Regions from separate parts of the Homo sapiens genome. Here regions 1 and 2 are each linked to region 3. A link is an interaction called in ENCODE POLR2A ChIA-PET data of the cell type or tissue named here. Cell type or tissue: Caco-2. All regions are shown on one strand. Each heading gives the region's core, and the rest is flanking DNA. Links, peaks and the distances in the headings are about the cores only.

Region 1 (7,999 bases), core at 2,899-5,398, 120 kb after region 3:
CTTGCTGAGTCAGCTTGTCATACAGATCCTGGTCTACATTTTGAACCTTACTTTTGAGGTGAAAAGCTCAGCTAGGTCCTGGCTCTGGTCCCAGTCTAGCATTGGAACCACTTCTAGGAACGTTTCTTGCTGAGTCAGCTTGTCATACAGATTCTGGTCTACATTTAGAACCTTGCTTTTGAGGTGAAAAGTGAAAGGCAATGGAAGGGTTCCATAGACAAAAAGGGTCGAGAGGCAGGGCAAAGAATGCAAAAGTTCCTTTATTAAGCTCTTGGACGAGGTTCACTGGTCCGCAGGGGAGGGCCGGGGAAGTCGCACTGTGTTGGAGGTGCAGCAGGCTTATATGGACACTAGGTGAGTTAGGGGCGGATTCGGGGTGGGGCAAGGGCGGAGTTAGTTAGGTTTTATTTTCCTGAGTGTGACACGCCTTAGCGGGCTCACGTTCTTGCCGGGATGGCGGGAACGGGGGGAAGATGAACCCGCTAATGCTGAGTCAGGGTGGCCAAGATGGTTGCCTGTCGCCATCTTGGGGCCTTCACCGGAGTCCAAACAAAAAGCTAAGCTAGGGCCTGGTTCTGGTCCCTGTCTAGCATTGGAACCACTTCTAGGAACGTTTCTTGCTGAGTCAGCTTGTCATACAGATCCTGGTCTACATTTTCAACCTACTTTTGAGGTGAAAAGCTAAGCTAGGGCCTGGTTCTGGTCCTAGTCTTGCATTGGAACCACTTCTAGGAACGTTTCTTGCTGAGTCAGCTTGTCATACAGATCCTGATGTGCAGCAGCAAATTGCTCTGGCTCCGGGGGCAGGTCTCCAGCTGAATGTGTGCCTACGAATGGAATCAAAGTCTCATCAAAATCTCAGTCAGTTCCTGAGGCAGAAGAGATGGGTGTGTCTTATCCAAGATTTCTCTGGCTCCAGGGGCAGGTCTCCAGCTGAATCTGTGCCTACAAATGGAATCAAAGTCTCATCAAAGTCTCAGTCAGTTCCTGAGGCAGAAGAGATGGGTGTGTCTTATCCAAGATTTCTCTGGCTCCAGGGGCAGGTCTCCAGCTGAATCTGTGCCTACGAATGCAATCAAAGTCTCATCAAAGTCTCAGTTCCTGAGGCAGAAGAGATGGGTGTGTCTTATCCAAGATTTCTCTGGCTCCAGGGGCAGGTCTCCAATGCAAACAAAGTCTCATCAAAGTCTCAGTTCCTGAGGCAGAAGAGATGGGTGTGTCTTATCCAAGATTTCTCTGGCTCCAGGGGCAGGTCTCCAGCTGAATCTGTGCCTACAAATGGAATCAAAGTCTCATCAAAGTCTCAGTCAGTTCCTGAGGCAGAAGAGGTGGGTGTGTCTTATCCAAGATTTCTCTTATGGAACAAAGTTACATCAAAGCCAATTTAAAAGCCTATGTAAAAAAAATTATTATTATTGATGCAATGTATACAAATATATAGACCAATATAATAAGTTTACTATTCCTACCATGATTTGTCTTTAGTAAAATGGGAAACTGGAGAAAAACTTATGTTTCCAAATGATTATATATCTGTGTTAGATTCTAGTCTTGCCTAATTTTTTTTCAATTTGGATTACTTTCTACAGTTTGGACCAAATTCTAATTTTTTTTTATTACAAGTCTCCAAAATAATTTTTAAATTTTTTTTTCCTTCTTTTTTCCATTTTTCCTAATTTGGAGTCACTGAAAACTAAGCTGTGCTTTCTTAAAATCCTGTGAACTGAAGCCAGACAACTTAAACTTCAGAAGAAAATAACAGCAACCTATTTACATACATAAACCACTTTCATACCTGCCTACTGATGCATAGACTTCAGAGTAATGAGGCCTATATCAAATGTTTCCCGGATTGTTCTTTTGTTTGTTGTTGTTTTCTCTCTCTTCCTCCCACTATTTTCTCTTCGCAGGACATGAGACTTAACAACCTGCTAAAAATGAGCTTTTGGGACCTACCCATCAAGGAATAAACTGTCCTCGCCATGAGAGATCAAATGAAACCTGAGACCAGAGACTCATTTTCTTGTAAAATGCTTTCTCCAACAGATTTTTAAAAAGAAAAGGGGGGAAATGTGAAAGGAAAATATCTGTGGTCCCCAAAATCACGAAGGAAAACTCAAGCCGGGAACTGCTTAGGGCAAACCTGCCTCCCATTCTATTCAAAGTCACTCCTTTGCCCAATCAGATAGATGCTTATCTGATTTGCCTCCTTTGGAAAGGCTGATCAGAAACTCAAAAGAATGGAACCATTTGTGTAACAGCCATCTGTGACCTGGAAGCTTCCTTCCCACTTCAGTCTTCCTGCCTTTGCTTCAAGTTGTCCTGTCTTTCCAGATGAAGCAATGTACTTCTTAACATATATTGACTGATGTCTCATGATGTCTCCCTAAATGTATGAAACCAAGCTGTGCCTGACAACCTTGGACATATTTTGTCAAGACTTCCCTGAGGCTGTCATTGGTGCATCCTCAACCTTGGCAAAATAAACTTTCTAAATTAACTGAGACCTGTCTCAAGTTTAGGGGGTTCACAGTGGGGGGGGCAATTCAGTCTGGGAGAGAAGGCTTTAATCCGAGTGAAGAGCCCTTTGCACTACTAGCCTGCGAGGAGGCTGAACTGTCTTCCTGCCTTGACTTAACACAGCCGTTACCATAGAAATTACAGCGCCACTCTTCAGAGGTCTACCCTGTGTGCACACATGGACAAGAGGTTTAGGTTGTTAAAGTCAGCATATTAAACAATTTCCTGAAATGCGGCTGTAACTAGAACCCAGCTGACTTCCCCCACTGCCATTCTTACCTATTTTATTGCTCATTGTCTGGCACAATCAATAGCATGTGAACGCCAAGCAGGTGCTTCATCTTATTCCAGTGCCTAGAATAGGCATATGTTGCAGATTAATGGTTTTAAATGGAAGGGATTCCAAGACTCACTTCATCAAGGGGTAGATCTACTGTTATAATCAGATTTCTGAAATCAGTGCTGACTTCCTCTCACATTTCATGGGAAGCTAGATTTCTTAAAGGTTAAAGTTTCCTTGATGGGTTTTATTTAAATTGAATTAAAATAATTATTTTACAGAGAAAAACCTCGAAACACTTTGCAACTTTGGGGTGAAAGTTAAATAAAACATGCTAGCCCCAAATTAAGTTCCCACTGAAATGAATGTTTTAAAAAAAATTCTGGCCGGGCATGGTGGCTCACTCCTGCAATCCTAGCACTTTGGGAGACTGAGGTGGGCAGATCACATGAGGTCAGGAGTTTGAGACCAGCCTGGCTAACATGATGAAACCCCGTTTCTACTAAAAATACAAAAAATTAGCTGGGTGGATATTGCGGGAACCAGCCCCCAATATTTCAACGTAGGTTCTTTTCTATTTTCCCTAAGTGTCAGCCGGTCTGAGAAATAAAGGGAAGGAGTACAAAAGAGAGAAATTTTAAAGCTGGATGTCCGGGGGAGACATCACATGTCGGCGGGTTCTGTGATGCCGCCCAAGCTGCAAAACCAGCGAGTTTTTATTATGGATTTCAAAAGGGAGGGAGTGTATGAATAGGGTGTGGGTCACAGAAATCACATGCTTCACAAGGCAATAAGATATCACAAGGCAAATGGGGGCAGAGCAAGATCACAGGACCAGGGTGAAATTAAAATTGCTAATGAAGTTTCATGTCCCACTGGGCACACATTGTCATTGATAACATCTTATCAGGAGACAGCGTTTGAGAGCAGACAACTAGTCTGACTAAAATTTAGTAGGCAGGAATTTCCTTATCCTAATAGGCCTGGGGGTGCTAGGGGAGACCGGGGCATATTTCATCCCTTATCACAACTGTATAAGACAGACATTCCCAGAGCGGCCATTTTAGAGACCTCCCCCTAGGAATGCATTCTCTTTTCTCAGGGCTGTTCCTTGCTGAGAAAAAGAATTCAGCAATATTTCTCTTATTTGCTTTTGTAAGAAGAGAAATATGACTCTGTTCCGCCTGGCTCCCAGGCAGTCAGATCTAATGGTTATCTCCCTTGTTCCCTGAACATCGCTGTTATCCTGTTCTTTCTTCAAGGTACTCAGACTTCATATTGTTTAAATGCACATGCTTTACGAACAATTTATGCAGTTAACGAAACCATCACAGGGTCCTGAGGCGACAGGCATCCTCAACTTATGAAGATGATGGGATTAAGAGATTAAAGACAGGCACAGGAAATCACAAGAGTATTGATTGGGGGAGTGATAAATGTCCATGAAGTTTTCACAATTTATGTTCAGAGACTGTAGTAAAGACAGGCATAAGAAATTGTAAAAGTATTAATTTGGGGAACTAATAAATGTCCATGAAATCTTCACAATTTATGTTCTTCTGTCACGGCTTCAGCAGGTCCCTCCATTCGGGGGGTCCCTGACTTCCCACAACAAGCATGGTGGCAGGTGCCTGTAATCACAGCTATGGGAGGCTGAGGCAGAAGAATTGCTTGAACCCGGGAGGCAGAAGTTGCAGTGAGCCAAGATCCTGCCATTGCACTCCAGCTTTGACAACAAGAGTGAAACTCCATCTCAAAAAAAAAATGTCCATATGCAGTAAATAATGACTTTTTTCTTTTAGAGATTTAGAAACTTAATCCCTATTTAAGAGCTTTCATATACAGTCATGCATTGCTTGCCATATGAGGAGGAGCTTGAGAAATGTGTCATTAGGTGATGTCACCTTGTGCTAACATCATAGCGTATACTTACACAAACCCAGGTGGTATAGCCCACAGCACACCTAGGCTATGTGGTATGGCCTACAGCTCCTAAGCTACGAACTGTACTATATGTTACTGCTGTTAGGTTTTGAAGGGAAGGTGAGGGCTAAAGAAAGACACAGAAAGAGGGCAGCTTAACAGCAAATGCAGGCTTTACATCCAGCATAAAACCTACAAAAGACCAGCCTAATGCCAGAGCCTACACTGCTTACAGGCTGGGGCAATTTATAGGTATGGGTGGGAGTGGCCTGGGCAGTATGGCTTGCTGCCCGGCAGGATATTGATGAGATATTCGTTCCCACGATGTGGCTGTTCTGGCCCTTGTTCCAGCAGGATGTCATCATGGTGTTCCTTGGATCTTTGTCCAGCAAGACATGATAGGGATATTTCTTTAGTTGGGCCTTTGTCCACCTTGTGGTCAGGTGGTTAGGCAAGATGTTTCTCACAGCACAAACCCCTGTGAAATGTTTCACTTTGACCAAGATCTGCAAAATAGCAGGGAGCTTACAACATGGTGCAGTTTGGACTAACATTCTTGCCTTTTACTTTAAAAGGAAGAGGGGCATTGTTGACTGTCTGGCTGCTTCTTGCTGAATAGGGCGCTGTACTCAGGTTTGTGTTTTGAAGCAGTGGGTGTTTGACTTCACAATTGTTTTCTTTCTTTTTTTTTTTTTTTTTTTTTTTAGATGGAGTCTTGCCCTTGTTGCCCAGGCTGGAATGTAATGACACAATCTCGGCTCACTGCAACATCCGCCTCCTGGGTTCAAGCAATTCTCCAGCCTCCAGCCTGTAGGCACCTACCACCATGCCTGGCAAATTTTTGTATTTTTAGTAGAGACAGGGTTTCACCATGTTGGCCAGGCTGGTCTTGAACTCCTGACCTCAGGTGATCTGCCCACCTTGGCCTCCCAAAGTGCTGGGATTACAGGCGTGAGCCAGCACACCCTACCCAGAGCTGTTTTCCTTGAGGCACTGATATTGGACTTGGCAGAAGAGAATGATGGTATTAATGTGTTTCTGGGTGTTGCCTGGACAAGGGAGTTCAGCCTTTGGAAGAGAAAGTGGGATAGGAAGTGAGTACACATGGGCCAATTGTTAGTATTATGAGGAGGAAAATTTGGGGTCCTAAGAAAGGGCCAACCAGCTATCCTGGTGCTGAGTGTAGCAGAGATGTTTTGCCCCTGCTAAAGAGAATGAAGTGTACAGCCCGCCTGGTGTGTGTGGAGAAGGAGGAAACAGGGACTACTAAAGGAACCTGAATAGTTTGGTTGTTAGGCAAAATGTTAATGTTTGGAGATTGAAACACCAGGGTGCATGTTCCTGGCCAATTGGCCAGTAGGCAGCGATAAGAGTTTGTACTGCAAAGGAAGAAGATCACAGGTGCACACCACCACGCCCGGTTAATTATTACATTTTTTTTATAGAGACGAGGTTCCCTAAGCCCCCCAAGGGCAGCCTAGGGAATTCTGGCACTCTCCAGATGTCAGAGGTCATAATCAAGGATGACGCCTTTAGTTAGACAAACCAACTTTGAGCCTTCACTCCACACTATAGGGGAGTCCCAGACAAGAACACAGCTTGGGCTGGGCACAGTGGCTCACACCTGTAATCCCAGCACTTTGGGAGGCCGAGGTGGGCAGATCACTTGAGGTCAGGAGTTTGAGACCAGCCTGGCCAACAAAGTGAAACCCCATCTCTACTAAAAATACAAAAATCAGCTGGGCATGGTGGCAGGGACCTGTAGTCCTAGCTACTTGGGAGGCTGAGGCAGGAGAATTGCTTGAACCTGGGAAGCGGAAGTTGCAGTGAGCTGAGGTCACGCCACTGCACTCCAGCCTGGACCACACAGCAAGACTCTGTCTCAAAAATAATAATAATAATAATAATTAATAATAATATGCAGCCACAAAAAAGAATGAGTTCATGTCCTTTGCAGGGACATGGATGAAGCTGGAAACCATCATTCTCAGCAAACTAACACCAGAACAGAAAACCAAACACCACATGTTCTCATAAGTGGGAGTTGAACAATGAGAACACAAGGACACAGGGAGGGTAACATCACACACTGGGGCTTGTCGGGAGGTGGGGGACAAGGGGAGGGAGAGCAGTAGGACAAATACCTAATGCATGCAGCTTAGCTTAAAACCTAGATCACGGGTTGATGGGTGCAGCAAACCATCATGGCACATGTGTACCTATATAACAAACCTGCATGTTCTGCACATGTATCCCAGAACTTAAGTAAAATAATAATAATGTGTTATATATCATATGTCATATGATATGAATGTAGCTATAATGACAATAATAGCTATTAAAATGGCATTTGAGGCAGGTCTTGAAGGATATGCAGCCTCATTGGCCAAAATTTCCATCACTCCCTGCTTGTTCTCCCCTCTGTCAGTCAATCAGCTGCTACCAGGGAGGTCTAGTTTCTGAAACACGGGAACTGTGTGAGCAGAAGGGTGAGGAGGAGGGCGTTTGAAGGCGAGGTAGCTCTGCAGCCCCCAAGCTGCCCTCCACACTGGAAACCAGTCAAGGCGTGGCCTCCTCAGCTGGGCTTGACATCCTGTTCTGCTCTGGACCTGCCAAGGGTCAAGCTCTGAGGGTTTCCTGCCAGGCTGCAGGGAGGGGTTTGGGTGTAGAACTGGTGGACTGGAAATGAACCGATTTGCCCCCAGATTAATGATTAACAGGTTACTACCCTCACCGTGTCTGGGAGAGGAGCCCAACTCCAGGCTGGGCCAGGGGGAGCCCAATAGCACCTACCTCTGCTTGGGGGTTTCGGAGATATGCTCCATGATGGGACTGGAATCTACGGGTGATTTCTGAGGGTACCTGGGGCCTGGCCAGGCTGCATAACCTCTGGTGAGGCTTCTGACTTCTGGGGCATACAGAGAGGGTGTGGCATCCAGCCAGACATCCTGGCTAAGGCAGGTGGCTTCAAACAGGAGAGCTGTGCCCTTGGCTCAGAGGGATGTGGGCCTCTCTAACCACTCCTGGCTTGACCACAGGACTTGCCTTGGCCAGTGGCACCTGAGCAACAGTGGCAAGTGCCACATCCAAGCAGGAGCTCTAAGAGCTATCCCCTGCTTCCACCTTTGCTTTGCTCTTTTTTTTTTGGATACAGGGTCTCACTTTGTTGCTCAGGCTGGAGTGCAGTGACGCGATCTCAGCTCACTGCAGCCTCTGCCTCTCAGGCTCAAGCTATCCTCCCATCTCAGCCTCCCAAGTAGCTGGGACTACAGGCTT
Region 2 (7,999 bases), core at 3,415-5,914, 56 kb after region 3:
AATTGGCATAGCAGCCAATTGCTAGATGTAAGTAGCATTGCCTCCCTTTTTAAACAGGTCATAAAGATGTCTATGTTTAATTGTGTGTGTGTGTGTGTGTGTGTGTGTGTGTGTGTTTTGAGCCAGAACAAGAGTGAGTTTTCAGTATTTCCTTCCTAGAATTGAGGCATCCTTTGGAACAGGAATGCAAGGTGGCTTGGTAAGGGAGAAGATATCTCTGTTAGTTCTCTGTTGCCTACAGAAAAAATCCAAACTCCTTAGCTTGGCATGCAGGGTCTTCCTGGTCTGGCTCCAGCTCACCTTTCCAGCTCCATTCTTTTTCCTCTCGTCCTTAGGTGAGATAGGTCCTTTCAGTGACTTCAGGCCTTTGTCCATGCTGTTTTCTCTGCTTGGAATACCTATCCCTGTTCTCCTGCCTTGATATGTTCTTGCTGATACTTCATTCCTTTTTGTGTTTTCTGCTAGGAAGAGAATGACCCAACTTTGATTCCCAATTCAGGCAAGCATACGTTTTGAGTAATATTCTTACTCCTGACTTTTTATTTTTTAACCATAATTTTTAATTTACTCGGATTTCCTTTATTTGGTTTTTGTGTTGTTCCAGTATATGTATTTGAGAAGCCTTTTCATGTGCTTTTCAGTACATAACTGGTGATATATAAAGTAAATACACTGATGGCTTACAACTTAGTTCACATGTCACTCCTTCATTAATGGCTCTGTCCTCCTCTGGCTCTTTACTGATGTTTCTAAACAAGCATTTAACGCAGTGTGGTTTTTCAGTTTCCGTGTCTGTCTTCTTCCAGCTGAACTATGTGCTCTTCAGGGCGGGCACCGTGTTGCATTCATCTTTGTACCCCCAGCATCTAGCAGTGTTGGCATGTAGTAGGCACTCAAGAAATGTGTGTTGAATGAACGATGCCTGTGACAAGCAAGCGGACTTTATTCTTTCCTGACCCTTGCTCCTATGACACACCTCCTCCTGACTGCCACTGTCACTCCTTCAGAGCAGAACTCCTCTAGGGAACCTGGATGGGAAACAGGTGAGGCTCAGAGAGGTGGTGGCAGAGGGAACGGGGATCCTTTGGAACACCTGGGTTTTTGGCATTGGTGTCCAAGGGCAGGAGTGGGGCTGGCTTGGCAGCAGGCATTTCCTTGGGTGGCTGGGAAGTGATGAGGAATTGGGCCTGTTTCTTTACAGCCATGGCCAAGGACATCCTGGGTGAAGCAGGGCTACACTTTGATGAACTGAACAAGCTGAGGGTGTTGGACCCAGAGGTTACCCAGCAGACCATAGAGCTGAAGGAAGAGTGCAAAGACTTTGTGGACAGTGAGTATTGGGGAGATACAGTGCCACTCAGCTTTGAGCTGCCATTTCAACTGTACCCCAGGCTCATCTTGGCCCTGCCACAGTGGAGCTGCTGGCTCCCTGGAGGTTGAATCTGGCGTCTGTGAGTTCCCACGTGCCACCCTTTTCTGTCTGCCCTCTTGTGCTCTCATGTGTCCCCAACAGGGCACCAGTCAAACCAAACACCGGGATGGGGAGGGGAGGGTGTCTTTAGATATGCCATCTTTCATTTCTTGCTCTTAGAAACCTTAAACTTTCTGGGAACACAACCATGGCTTGGGTGTGGGAAATAGAATTATGTACTCATGATTTGATTTCTTCAGAGAAAGTCTTCTCAGGGGCAGGTTCTCTGTTATTTGGAGTTAGAAGTGATAGGTGAAGTTTCTAGAAGCAGCTCAACAGACTTACTGAAGTCATCTTTTGGCTGGAAATCTTCAGGAAGCCTCCTGTCCCAGCAGCCAAGCAAGCCCAATGCCCGTACAGAGCCAGATCTAGCTAGAACAAGGGACTTCTGAGCTTTCTGGGGGGTTTCCTAGGTTGTGGAGAGAGCTTGGTTAGTGAAAGGTAGCTTGGGTTCTGTCACTAACCTGTGATTGCTGTGCCATGCACACACCTCTCTGGGCCTTAGTTTCCCCTCAGTAAATTGTCACATCCAGGACATTGGAGAAAGTGAGTGGGAGATTAGGCACTTAATGCTGTGAGCTTGCTTTTTTGTGGTTACAAGTGGGAAGCCCCCATCCCCACTGTTAATTGAAATCTGGTGTCATACCTGTAGCTAGTCCAGAGGCAGCGCTTGTGTCCTGAGGCTGCCCTTTTGTGAACAACAGTGCTTCCTGTCACTCCTGGGGAAGCAGGGTTGGGGTCTGTCTGGAGAATGAGCCCAGCAAGGGCCTAGTGCTTTCATAGCCGGAGGTCATAGCGGCTGGCTGGCTCAGTGGGGATGCAAGGTCCGAGTATGCCCTGGTCCAGCTGGCCACCCTTCTCTAGGTTCAGACCAAGGGTAGGAGACAGGCCAACAGGCACCAAAGTGTTTAAGCGACAGGGTCTTGCTATGTTCCCCAGGCTGGAATGCAGTGGCAGTTCACAGGCATGATCACACATCCTCTAACTCCTGGGTTCAAGTGATCCTCCCACCTCAGCCCCCTGAGTAGCTGGGACTACAGTTGCTCTCCACCACGCCTGGCCCACACCGAACTATTTTAACACAAATTAGAAGGGGCAGTCCGCTCTGCCCTCTCACTGCCTTAGCACTCTACCGAAGGGGAGTGATGATACTAAGGAAATATTTTATTTTTTGTTCTTTTCCTAAAAGAAATTGGCCAGTTTCAGAAAATAGTTGGTGGTTTAATTGAGCTTGTTGATCAACTTGCAAAAGAAGCAGAAAATGAAAAGATGAAGGTAAGATCAGCATGTCTTCCGCCTACATCTTGGCCTGGGACCCTAGTTCACTACCCTCTCATCCCTCTTCCCTCTTGATTTATTTAGAGGGGTAGAGGGCTGGGTGGGTGAATTTTTATTTAAGATTTTAATAACTTCTGGTCCACTTAACCTACTGAACTTTTGCCAATCTTTATTTCCTTTAATCTTTATTTTTTTTTTTTTTTTGAGACAGAGTCTTGCTGTGTCACCCAGGCTGGAGTGCACTGGTGCAATCTCGGCTCACTGCAAGCTCTGCCTCTCAGATTCAAGCGATTCTCCCACCTCACCCTCCCGAGTAGGTGGGACTACAGGTGTGTGCCACCACACCCAGCTGAGGTTTTTGTATTTTTTTTTTTTTTTTTGAGACGGAGTTTTCTCTCGTTGCCCAGGCTGGAGTGCAATGGTGCGATCTTGGCTCACTGCAACCTCCGCCTCCTGGGTTCAAGCGATTCTCCTGCCTCAGCCTCCCGAGTAGCTGGGATTACAGGCATGTGCCACCATGCCTGGCTAATTTTGTATTTTTAGTAGAGACAGGGTTTCTCCATGTTGGTCAGGCTGGTCTCAAACTCCCAACCTTAGGTGATCCGCCCGCCTCAGCCTCCCAAAGTGCTGGGATTAAGGCGTGAGTGACTGCGCCCGGCCATTTTTTTGTATTTTTAGTAAAGATGGGGTTTCACCATGTTGGCCAGGCTGGTTGCAAACTCCTGGCCTCAAGTGAACTGCCTACCTTGGCCTCCCAAAGTGCTGGGATTGCAGGTGTGAGCCACCACACCTGGCCTCGTTTCATCTTCATATCAGCACTGATGTAGATGGTCTTATCCTCATTTTATAAATGAAGAAATGAAGGCTTACATAGTATGATTGGTGAAAGGCACAAGGCTGAATGGCACCACCAAATGTGCTATTGTGCCTGTGTCCCTGGCTCTAGGAATACTCCTAGACCTGCCTCAAAGCTGCCGTCTAGTTCTTGAGGCACTTTGTGATCAGTAGGTTAATCCTTCTGACTTAACCCAAAAGCTTTGGGGCTCCACTTTCTTTTCCTCTCTGAAGACTGACACAGCTCCCAGATAACCCCTCCCCACTTTGAGGACTTGATGCTGTAGATGGTTTTAATGAAGCCATGGCCTTCTCTGGCAATACTGTAGGCCATCGGTGCTCGGAACTTGCTCAAATCTATAGCAAAGCAGAGAGAAGCTCAACAGCAGCAACTTCAAGCCCTAATAGCAGAAAAGAAAATGCAGCTAGAAAGGTAAGAAGTCATGATGTAAAGCAAGTTCTTTACACAGCTGAATTTCCACTCTTCCTTCTGGAATGATCACTTCTTGTCCTTATTCTTCATCATTGTTTTCCCAGGAATAGCATCTCACTTGTCATCCTGATTTGAAGATTTTAAAAAATAAAATTACATTTGATGGGAAGGAAATAGAAAACTTGTTAATATCAAACCACCTCTAGTAGTTTGAGCATGAAAGGGTCCACGAAGTTGGCTGGCTCTCTGAAAGAAGACTTTCCTAGGGCTGGAGATTTCTCATGGGTGGCTCTGGGTAGGGCTTTGCCTCTTTCTTTCTTCATTCTGAACTCACACCATTTCTTGAAATCATTTAAACCTCTATATCCTTCTCTAGAAGAATTAGGTCTGTGGTTTACTTCATCTTTTTTTCAGGGCCTCTAACAATTTTGTTTTTCAGGTATCGGGTTGAATATGAAGCTTTGTGTAAAGTAGAAGCAGAACAAAATGAATTTATTGACCAATTTATTTTTCAGAAATGAACTGAAAATTTCGCTTTTATAGTAGGAAGGCAAAACAAAAAAAAGCCTCTCAAAACCAAAAAAACCTCTGTAGCATTCCAGCGGCTTGACCAATGACCTATGTCACAAGAGGTGGCGTGTAAGGAATGCAGCCCCCTGAAGACAGCACTACAAGTCTGGGGGAGCCAGTTTTAACATCAGTGCACAGCTGCTGCTGGTGGCCCTGCAGTGTACGTTCTCACCTCTTATGCTTAGTTGGAACTAAGCAGTTTGTAAACTTTCATCCTTTTTTTTGTAAATTCACAAAGCTTTGGAAGGAGAAGCAATAAATTTTTGTTTTCAAATGGCTTGATGTACCTTTTTTCCTGTTGCTCTTGAAATATGTTTAACTCCTCATGAGAGAACCCTGGATTCTCTATCCCCTAGTCCACAAAACAAACCAGGCAGTGGTCAGCAGCTACCTTTATTTGGATCACACACGTGAGTCAGACAGTACCACTAATCGGGCCAATATGGCTTGTGAGCAAAATGGGTGAAAATAGAGGGAACTGACTGGGACCTGTTGTCTAACATCATTTTAAGGTTGAACTTGAGCAAAGACTTAGAGAAAGCTGATGGAATGCCAAGCATCAACGTGAAGAGACCCTCTATGCACACAGTGGATATGTTATGCCTGGCTGTAGCCACCTTCTCTTCTGAAAACAAGATGGGAATGACGGAACTGTATTAAAAGATTAAGTTATCCACTAGGGAGCATACTAGCACACTTCCAGATCAGCCTTGAGATGCTAGACTTCAGATACAGGGACTTGTGTCAGGTGGCCTCTAGAAATGTGGAAGACTAAGATTTAGAAATAAACTAATTTAAAAGCAAACAAACAAAAAAAACTTTCGCCTAGGATGATCTGTTTACAACAGAAACAAAAACATTTTCCAGTTTAATCCATTTGACTGAAAGTCATTGTTGGGCTGACCCTTAAGGAAAACTTAAGTTTAAACTTCCTTTGCATAGTATGTTTTCTCTTTTTTCCTTGGGTTAGAGGTGGGAACAAGAAAACATTGATATAGTTTTGAATTAACATTAAAGAGGCAAAATTTCACATTTAAAATGGCCCAAAATATCCCACTATTCATTTTGCTGACAGGTGATACACTCTTGAGAATCAGGAGTGGAGGGTTTAGTCATAAGCATATATGCTGTGGGTCAGGTGACTCATGAACATGTCAAACAGGCCATGTTCTTTAGCAGTTTCTGGTCTGGTCCTGCTTTTAGTAATCTTGCGGTGGAACTCAGGCACACAGTTATTTGGTACCACTTCCTTATAACCTAGCCCACACCCCTTTGCCCACCCTCAAGCCGATCGGTCTGTTCATCCCAGTGCCCTTAGAAGGTGAAGGTTTGGGCTGGGCCCAGTGGTTCACGTCTGTAATCCCAGCACTTAGGGAGACTGAGGTGGGCAGATCACTTGAGCCTAGGCGTTCGAGACCAACCTGGGCAACATGGCAAAACCCTGTCTCCACACACACAAAAAAAACAAAACAAATTAGCCATACGTGTTGGTACACACCTGTAGTTCTAGCTACTTGGGAGGCTAAGGAAGATGGCTTGAGCCCAGGAGGCGGAGGTTGCAGTGAGCCGAGATCATGCCACTGCCCTTTACTCCAGCCTGGGCAACAGAGTGAGACTGTCTTAAAAAAAAAAAAAAAATGGAAGAAGGTGAGGGTTTGACATGGTTCCTGACACCATCTTGCTCTTGTGCATTGCTGCCAGTGTTTCAAATGCTGCTGAAGACGTGGGTTCTGAGCAGTGTTCCTTGTATTGTATCCAACAAGCAACCACCCTGTAGGCATCTCTACCCTGGGCCAGTGGTTGTTTCCTTCATTTTTTTTTTCTTTTCTCTTCATACTTGTAGTAGGGGCTCCGCAACATGAAAATTAAAAGTATGAATGGGATGAGTAAGTAGGGGGCATAGACAGACACAAGGGTTAACCGTTCATGCAAAGTCTCAGGTCTTTGTCCCTTGAAACCACTGGCTTTGGAGAAATCCTCAAACAGAAATGTGGAGAGTATCGGAATTAAGGTTGTCATGGTGTGAACAGAGTAGATGATTGCAGGAGTTCGAATCCACTTGCAGCTTCCTGAGGTAGTCAGGGGAAAAGAAAAATGGTTAGGTCTGTTCATGACTCAAAGGTGTCCATGACCTTCCCACTGTCTCTGCCTGCCTGCTTTCTTCTACTCCCTTCTCCAAGTGGAAACTCGGAACTGGAAACCTGGATGTGCCACACTGCCCAACATGCAGACTTACGTGACAGCTCACCGACAGCTCGCCAAAGAACCAAGAATGGGGGTCAGAACATAACTCGGAAAAGCTCTAGGGCAATAAAACTGCCATTACCGGTTAAACCTGTGTGGTACAAAATCCAAGGGGAGGGAAATCCCTGCCCCATGGCATCTGTTTGTTCAGTAATTATATATAGGTGAGAGGATCAGAAGGCAGATTCAGTGACCCCAGGGGGTGCCAATGGGAAACGAGCATTTTCAGTGGTTTTAGCTTATCAAGTACACGTGTATGGTCACCTTTTTAAAAAAGCATTGATTATATGAGAACACTAAGAATAATTTTAAAATGAGAAGCACATTAGGGATTAGCCTGATGCTACAGCTTATAAGTCAGTATGATACTATCCAACGCAGAGAAATAAAAGCCAACAAAAAGAGAAATTAATTCTGTTGGGGAACAAAACAAAAGGGAACAAGCTCATTGTTTAAGTGGTCTCAGGCTTCATGTGTATGCAAGGGATTTCCAGACGACTGAGGCAGCCGTGCAGGCCTGCTGACCACAGACATGAGCCTGAGCCACACTAATGTCCCTTTACAAGATCTACCCTGGCTATTTACCCCAGATCCTGTAGCATTCTCCCACAAACTATGGGGACCATCCCCTTCCCTTTGGAGATACTTTCCCAAAAGATTTCTGGGACCTGATTTCTGAGTAAAAATGGGATTTTCCCACCATTTACCAACCTTTGAGGAAGGCATACGTTGCAATGGGAAAGAAAGGCAGCTGAAACACAAGCTCGCAAAACAGAAAGGACTTAAACCAGGCTGGGGGCTCCTGTAGCAGTGGGTCTTTGAACTCCTTAGCATACCACTTCAGCAGGTTTCTAAACTGAAAAAGAAAACGATCATGATGAATTACAGCCACTTGCCCTCAACAGGCTCGGCGCTAGCTCATTTGAAAATACACTGGAGGAGCCTGTCATTAATTAGCCACCCCCCACTACCCCGGCAGCAGATGGCATGTCCAGCTGGCTTTTGTGACACAGCCTAGGTGGTCATTTAATAAAAACTTACTATCCCTAACTCAAATGTTCCCTTCTCTGAAATTTTCTCAACTCTTCCAGCCCCTTCTTTGTGTTACCCAGAATCTGTTCATAATTCCAAGATAACACATCCAGGTGTGTTGGCCACTGTCAGGAGCA
Region 3 (7,999 bases), core at 2,326-4,825:
AGTGGGCAATAGGCAGCATGGTGAAGGTGGCCCCTCCGCATCACTCACTGTCAGGTATATCATCCCTTGTGGACTTAGTCCCCAGTCCACCAAGCCCTCTCAGCCCAGCCTGGGGAGGGTGGCCTGCCCCAAAAAGGAGAAATGGGGCCTCCAGGAGGAAGGTCATGTTATTGTTGGGTTCCTCTTAGGAGGCAGGCACTGTGTTCTAGGGACATTGATATGCATGCACTTCCAGCCCTGACCTCTCTCTGGAACTCCAGACCTGAACAGCCAGCTGCCCACAATCACTCCAAATTCAACACACCCCAAATCTCCCCCTCATTCCTTCTTCCCTATTTCCCACCAAAGCCAGACACCTGGGTATCAGCCTCAACTCCTGCCTCCCATTTAATTTATTCAACAAATACATCCTAAGCACTTGCTGTGTGCCAGGACTGTCTTCAGTGCTTGAGATTCAGCAGTGAGTAAAACAGACAGCACTCTGCTCCTCTGGAGCCACGCTCAGTACTAAGCGCCAGGCACCGCATTCTGAGGATTCTACCTACTAAACATACTGGACTCCAGCCTCCGGGCCCTTCCCTGGCTCAGGTTTCCAATGCCAGCCTCCTCAATGGCCTCCCCAAACCCAGCTAGAATTGCCCAGTCTAGGCCAGGGCAGTGGCCCACACCTGTAATCCCAGCACTGTGGGGGGCCAAGGTGGGTGGATCACTTGAGGCCAGGAGTTCGAGACCAGCCTGGCCAATATGGTGAAACCCTGTCTTTACAAAAAATTATCCAGGCATGGTGGCACATGTCTGTAATCTAGCTACTTGGGAGGCTGAGGCACGAGAATCACTTGAACCCAGGAGGCAGAGGTTGCAGTGAGCCAAGAATGCACCACCGCACTCTAGCCTGGGCGACAGAGTGAGACTCTGACTAAAAAAAAAAAAAAAGAAAAGAAAAGAAAAGAAAAGAATTGCCCAGTGTAGTCCATTTGCCACAGCTACCAGAACATCTTTCTAAAATCCAAATCTGAGCATGTCATTCCTCCCACTTAAAAACTATGCATGGCTCCCTACTCACTATACAAACTATTTTTTGTAAGCTATTTTTGCCCTAGGATTTTCCTGTTGTTTAAAAATGAAATCTTGCGCTGGGTGCGGTGGCCCACGCCCGTAATCTCAACACTTTGGGAGGCTAAGTTGGGAAGATTGCTTGAGGCCAGGAGTTTGAGAACAGCCTGGGCAACATAGTGAAACCCTGTCTCCACAAAAAATAAAAAAATTAGCTGGGTGTGGTGTTGCGCACCTGTGGTCCCAGCTACTTGGGAGGTGAGGTGGGAGAATCACTTGAGCCCGGGAGGTTGAGGCTTCAGTGGGTTGTGATTGCGCCACTGCACTCCAGCCTAGGTGACAGAATGAGACCTTGTCTCAAATTAATTAATTATAATAAAAATGAAATCTTGAAGTTTTAATGGGAGCTGCAATGTAAAAATAATAAAAGCCAACCTGCTTTGGTTGAAGCATAAGAATGCAGCCAAAGCTCAGTCCCTTGTGTCTTGTGGGTGCTTAGTCTGTAATTGCTGAATGAAAGGATAAAATGAAAAGAATTCATCTTCTTATAATATTTAGACATAACCCTCATAGACAACATTTGTTTGTTTATGAAGCAGAAAGACAAGGGCTCAAGTCCCAGTTTTGCCATCTAATGACTTTTATGACTGTGGGAAATGTATTTGAATTCTTTAAATGTTAGTTTCATTATCTTTAAAAGGAACACCCATGATGGAAATATTCTATATCTTTAATGATGATGGTGGGGGTGGGGGGTCACACAGATGTCTTTCAAAACTCCTCAAACTGATACTTTTTTTCTTTTTTGAGATAGGGTCTCACTCCTGCTGCCTAGGCTGGATGGAGTGTAGTGACCTGATCACAGTTCACTGCGGCCTTAACTTCCTGGGCTCAGGTGATCCTCCCACCTCAGCCTCCCAAGTAGCTGGGACTACAGGTATGCGCCACCACACCTAGCTAATTTTTTGTATTTTTTTGTGCTTTTAGTGGAGATGGGCTTTCACCATGTTGCCCAGGTTGGTCTCAAACTCCTGGACTTGAGCGATCCGCCTGCCTTGGCCTCCCAAAGTCCTAGAATTACAGGCATGAGCCACGGTGCCCGGCCCTCAAACTGGACACTTACTCCTCTTTTTATTCTTTCAAGAGTTCTTTAAGGTTGATTTTAAAAACTGAACACTCATTGCATAGAATCAATATAGAGACTGATGGGATAATATCTTAAAAACCAAACAGAGTACCTTGTAATTGACAATAAAGATTAGCTAAGTAGTAAATTAGTAAGTAAAAATAAATTAGTAAATAAGGAGGGTGGCTAGAGGCCTAGAATTCACTCTAAACCACCTCTAGACCCAAATTTTGTAAGCTGTTGGCCAATAGGATAACACACATACGCACACCCTTCCCGCCTACACCCCACTGCATGGACTCTCCATAGGCCGCTGCCTCTGCCTGGGCTGCCCTTCCTGTTGCCACCCCTCCCCGCCAGTGCACCTCTCAAGACATGGTCAGGCATCCTGTCCTCTCTGAAATCTAGACCTGGGTGGATGGGGTGGGCTGGGCTTCCTCTGTGCTCCCACTGGAGACCTGGGTAGCTTCCTGCCGGGGCCGCTTGCCTGTTTAATAGCCTCCTTCCTCCCACCGCCTACCCACCTCAGACTGGGAACTTCTTGAGGTAAAGTGCAACGTATTCATCTTTACATCCTCAGAGCCCAGTGTGACCCACGTTTGTGCTCAATCAATCCACGGCGAGGCTGGAAGGCTCCACCCCGTGTCTCCCCTCACCATTCCAGGGCCGTGGCTGGGGCTGGGGCTGGGGCGGGGTCCCGGGTGAGCGGGCTGACCTCTGGCCGCCGTGAGGATGCGGGCGCGGTGCACGCCCAGGTGGATGCCGCAGTCTTCCAGCAGCTGCTGCTCAGACACGCGGTGCAGCAGGGAGCGGTCCAGGCCGCAGCTGACCAGGCCGTAGGTGTACTGGCGGAAGCGCGGGTCCAGGCTGCCCAGCCAGTCCGCCAGGTTGCTGCGGTCGCACGTAGAATAGTTGGCGAAGGTCTTGAGCTCCGTGAGCTCCCTAAAGAACCTGCACCCCACGGAGGAGAAGACGCTGAGGTCCAGACTCGGACGGGCTGTGGGCGGAGGGGGAGCTTATTTAGACCTAGCTGGGGTCCGGCGGGCAGGAGGCTCCGTACCTCTTGCGGGTGATGCCCGATTTCATGCCCAGGTCGGTCTGGAGTTCCTCCTCCGTGAGCCGCAGAAGCAGGTCGCCATCCACCTGCTGCTCCTGGGGGAGGAGTCGGGTGTCAGGAAGGGCTTCGCTACTCCGCCCTTGGACCTCGAGCACAAGATGCAAGGGAAGGAACTGGAGATGGCGTGGAGGAGGCGGATGGGACCTAGATCAGAGCCGAGTGACCCTAACGGTGGCTGCGTACAGGCTCCCCGCCCCCAAAAGCGACCCTGGCGCCGCGGGATTGCGAGGCGGGGAGGGAACGCAGTCCCTGTGCACAGGGCGCCCGCTCTGACTCGGGGGAGGCGTATCCCACGCGACTCTACCCGGAAGCTCTCGCAGTACTTGGAGAAACCGATCTGCTGCAGCCACGTCTGAACCTCGGCCTCCTTCCAGCTGGGCACGGAGGGCAGGATGGGCCGTGGCACCTCCTCGCCCAGCAGGCGCAGCGCGCGCTTGGCCAGCGCCGACTTAGTGCCATTGGTAGAGTAGGAAACCAGGCGTTTCAGGCTCTGGATGGCGCCGATGTCGCTGAACACCTAGGGAGGGAGTGGGGAGAGGGCTGTAGGTCCCACCAGCTCTCCAGGTGCTCCCACACGTGCCCAGTCCCTCTCCTTGTCTCTTCTCACAACCCAAAGTCTCTCCATCTGCCCTGGCCCCACCTTCAGCCACTAAGTCATGGGGTCCTGCGGATTCCCCCTCCTGAAGTTCTCTCAATTCTTGACCAGGTCCTGACTCGGATGGGTTGGGGGCGGAGGGGCCTATCCCTCCTTTATATCCCTTCTACAGCATCCACCGGCCCTGGAATAAAGTTGAGCTCTCAGCATAGCGCCAGGCAGGGCACAGTGCAGCTGCCCATCACTCCCAGTTCACCTCACCTTCCACTAACTTACACTTCACACACACACGCACATGCACACATTCCAAGGCTTTCACACCTCTGGGTCTTGGCCCACTATGTTTCCAAACCCTTAGTTCTTCCAGTCTGCTCATGGGAATCCTCCCACTCCACGGAAATCCTACTCATCCACCAGAATCCAAATTGATTAGCACCTCCTTCATGCAGCCTGCTTTGATTCCCCCACATCCTGGCCCACACCTCCAATGAGGTCTTATACCACACTCTGAATGCCACTGTCACTGGTTGACGATGCAACTTCCACTGGAGTATAAGCTGAGGACATGTCTTAGTCACTACTGGAAACCTGCATCTGGCACGATGAAGGACACAGAGTGGGACTCGAGATGTCTTTGTTGAACTACACTCACTTGGCCTCGATGGGAAAGGGGTGACAGGCTGGTGATCATGGTTGCGGCCCAGATCCAATCCTTGGGGTCCTCACTCCCTACTTCCTTTAAGACCCTTTTCCCTAAGCAAAATGACCTGCCTTGTAGAGCAGGTCCTCCCTGACCCAGCTCTGGAGTGCAGAGAGAAGAATCAGAAGTTCCTAGAACACTGGATGTTGAAAGAGGCCCCAGAGACCCCCCTAACATAGCAGTCTCCTTTTTCTTTTTCTTTTTTGAGATGGAGCCTCACTTTGTAGCCCAGGCTGGAGTGCAGTGGTGCGATTCCAGCTCACTGTAACCTCTGCCTCCCAGGTTCCTGTGATTCTTCTGCCTCAGCCTCCCGAGTAGCTGGGATTACAGGCACCTGCCACCATGCCCAGCTAATTTTTGTATTTTTAGTAGGGACAGAGTTTCACCATGTTGTCCAGGCTGGTCTTGAACTCCTGACCTCAAGTGATCCACCTGCCTCGGCCTCCCAAAGTGCTGGGATTACAGGCATGAACCACCTCACCCAGCCAGCAGTCTCTTTTTGATCTGCAGGGACATACATGATGGGTGACAATCATCTGTAAGACACACTCCTTTGAGCACCCCCAGATGACAGCTGGGGTACAGACAAGGTGGGTCATGGGGTATGCACCACATCTCTGTGCACCAGCTATCACCAACCTCCAAGCCTCCACAAAAAAATGCAAAGAAGAGAGAGTGATATTGTAGGGAGAATCTTCAACCTGTAACATTTTAAAAACAAAGCCCAGCTGGGGGATTGTGGTGCGTGCTTGTAGTCCCAGCTACTTGGGAGGCTGAGGCAGAGAGGATCGCTTGGAGCCTGAGAGTTTGATGCCAGCCTAGGCAATATAGTAGATCTCTGTTTCCAAAAAGTACAATCCACAAACTTGTGGTGCTAAAACTATCCCACATCTAGGGTAAGAACTGCTGCTGTGGTCCAATTTACTGAATTTTCCAGAAGATAAAAATGAGGCCCAGATAGAGGCCTAGAGAGGGGAAGCCAGGTGCTCAAGGTCACACAGCAAGTTAAAGCAGTGGGCAAAGGTCACTGGTGGATTAGGCCCTGGACATGAGGACCCCTTGGGACTCCGATGGGGGTTATCTGGCTGACACACTGATGTCCTGTCCCAAGCCGCAAGCCTCTGTCTCTAACAGCCATCTTGACTCCAGACTCAAAAGGCTACACTACCCACTGAAGCTCCCCAGCTGGGCATCTCTCAGGCATCTCAAACTCCATATGTCCTGCAGAAGTCACTTTCTTCCCCTTCCCCACTTCCACTTGTCTCTCACCCAGTTCACTTTATTCATTGCCTATGTTCAGGGCCAGGAGTCATCCTCAGCTCCTCTTTCTCCTTCTCCCAGCCACCAAGTGCTAACTCCATCTCTTAAACATCTCTTGAATCTGCTCTCTGCCACTGGCATCGCTGTCTCCCCCTTCCCCCAACGCCCACCCCTGCAAGTCATAGTTTTTTATTGGGTTGCCTTGCCTCCGTCCTCACCCTTGCCAAGCCCCTTTCCACACAGCAGCTAGGATGATCTTTGTAAAACACAAGTGTCCCCTTGCTTAAAAGCTTCTTAGTGTCTTCCTCTTGCCCCCAAAACCAAGTCCAAACTTCGGGTTTGCCTTCAACGCCAAAATGACTGGCCCGCTCCTCCTTTGTCTTGCTTCATCTAATTCTGATGTGTATTTCAAGACCCGGTTGAATGTGACTTCCTCTGGGAAACCTTCCCAAAGGCTCTCTAACCCCTGATCCACCCAACCCCACATCTGCACCCACCTTGGTCTTGCCTTGCAGGCTCTTGATGGCAGCCTCGGCGCAGAGGTAGAAAGCCCCGATGCACTGCGCCTCCAAGCGGTTAGAGTCGAGCAACGGCACGAGGCGCTGCAGGTCGTCGGGCCCGCGGCCCTGGCTTGTGTCGCTGGCGTCCACCAGACAGCGGGCGAAGCGGCCAGGGTCCAGCGAGGCCACAAGCGGCTCCACGAGCGCCAGCGTGCCCGAGCGCTCCACCTCGCGCTCCACCTCCTTGTTAGTCGCCAACACCGCTACTGCGAGGCAGGCGTGCAGCCGAAGCAGCTCGTCCTCCTTGGAGAAGGCGAGCGGGAAGAGCCACTCGGCTGCGCGCTTCTCTACCATGCGTCGCTGCACCGCCTGGCCCCCGTGCAGCGCGCAGTTGCCCAGCGCCAGCGCGCAGTGGCGCAGCAGCGCGGGGTCCGTGCGGCGGCACCAATACAGCACCGCGTCCAGGCCGCCGGCCGCCACCAGCCTCTGGCATGTCTCCTCCGAATGCTTGAACATGTGCTCCAAGATGCCTGCCACGCTCCGCGCCAGCTCTACGGGTTCGCGTTCCTTCGCCAGGTTCAGGATCACGCCCAGCCCAATGCGCGCCACGCGGTCTCTGCCCAGTGAAAGTGGAAGGGGACAGTGGAATTGCCGCAGCTTGGGGAGCTTGGCTTGCCCGTTTGGGGCCTGGTCACTAACCCTCTCTGGGCCTCACCGGCCTCATATAGGGGAGAGCATTCCCCTCCCTGCTCCCCACCCTCATCTCCTCCCCTGGGAGGACCCCACTTCTCGGATTCTAAGGGTGCTCTATTCTGGCCATAGCCGTTCTCCCCCTCCCTCCTCCCCTTGAGAGGCAGTATGTGTGGTGGCTAAGAGCCTCAGCTCAGGAGCAGATCCCCTGGGTCCTGGTTTCTTCTCAGCCCGTTTTCTAACTGGGATAAAGGAGACCTTTGGGCAGCTTCCTTTATCTCTCTACCTTGCTTTCCTTATCTCATAAATAGAAAATAGAAATACCTGCCTCATAGGATTATTATCAGGACTAATGAGATAAGCCTTATAGAGTGCTTGGCACAATGCCTGGCACATGGTAAAAACTCAACAAATATTAACTTGTCCTAATTTGAAGTGTCACTTGAAGCACACCACTCTTAGCCTTGCCTTTTCCTCACTCCATGGCCCATGACCGGGGCATATCTATTCATTCATTCAACAGATGCTTCCTGAGGACGTCCCCTGTGCCAGCCACTGCACTAGGGGCTGAGGTTTAACAGAGACTGGCCAGAGCTTATCCTCAGGGCGATGGAGGAAGACATAGACAAGAAAACAATGAGTGAACCAGATCGTAGTGATAGGGCCTTGGCGCTAGCAAAACAGGATGATGTAATGGCGTGTGCCTGGAGGAGGGGTATGTGGGAAGAGGTGACATCTAAGCTTAATGTGAAGAAATCCCTGTGTGCAAATATCTGGGAGGAGCATAACAGGCAGAGAGAGGAGCAAGGATGAAGGCCTGAGGGCAGAGGAGCTGACGTGTTTGAGGAATAGAAAGAATGCCAGAGGTATTGCGATGTCTAAAACCAAAAAGGGAAAATATAAAACCAGGCTGGGCAAGGTGGCTCATGCCTGTAGAATGCTTGGCACAATGCCTGGC

Evidence for each region. ChIA-PET counts read pairs that join two places held together with the same protein. Peaks named below come from ENCODE experiments on the same cell type or tissue, not always from the same donor. Only the 100,000 strongest peaks of a DNase experiment are listed, where the experiment ranks them.
Region 1: POLR2A ChIA-PET joins it to region 3 with 7 read pairs; 4 of 35 experiments call an interaction of 5 or more read pairs at or near these places.
Region 2: POLR2A ChIA-PET joins it to region 3 with 5 read pairs; 18 of 35 experiments call an interaction of 5 or more read pairs at or near these places.

Annotation. Positions count from the first base shown.
Region 1 is chr17:28,258,135-28,266,133 of GRCh38, reverse strand. It overlaps LOC101926984 (leucine-rich repeat-containing protein 37A3), which reads left to right. Exons shown (of 1, transcript XR_001752821.1): 1 at 1-2,500. Among named protein-coding and RNA genes, the nearest start is that of TMEM97, 57 kb to the left of the region's middle. RefSeq lists an enhancer at 332-1,531. In Caco-2, for the core only: no CTCF peak of the experiment used is centred there; a DNase peak (open chromatin) is centred at 3,863.
Region 2 is chr17:28,325,190-28,333,188 of GRCh38, reverse strand. TMEM97 (transmembrane protein 97) reads right to left here. Exons shown (of 3, transcript NM_014573.3): 2 at 7,542-7,686; 3 at 4,504-6,655. The coding sequence ends at 6,396. IFT20 (intraflagellar transport 20) reads left to right here. Exons shown (of 5, transcript NM_001267776.2): 2 at 1,202-1,330; 3 at 2,661-2,746; 4 at 3,913-4,016; 5 at 4,456-4,863. The coding sequence starts at 1,204. The coding sequence ends at 4,537. Among named protein-coding and RNA genes, the nearest start is that of IFT20, 6.3 kb to the left of the region's middle. RefSeq lists an enhancer at 5,971-6,020. In Caco-2, for the core only: a CTCF peak has its summit at 5,253; a DNase peak (open chromatin) is centred at 4,668.
Region 3 is chr17:28,380,171-28,388,169 of GRCh38, reverse strand. It overlaps SARM1 (sterile alpha and TIR motif containing 1), which reads right to left. Exons shown (of 9, transcript NM_015077.4): 2 at 6,349-6,967; 3 at 3,601-3,813; 4 at 3,240-3,331; 5 at 2,895-3,130. Among named protein-coding and RNA genes, the nearest start is that of SARM1, 12 kb to the right of the region's middle. RefSeq lists an enhancer at 3,154-3,223 and a silencer at 7,914-7,999. In Caco-2, for the core only: no CTCF peak of the experiment used is centred there; DNase peaks (open chromatin) are centred at 2,556, 2,969 and 3,359; H3K4me3 peaks cover 1,774 bases.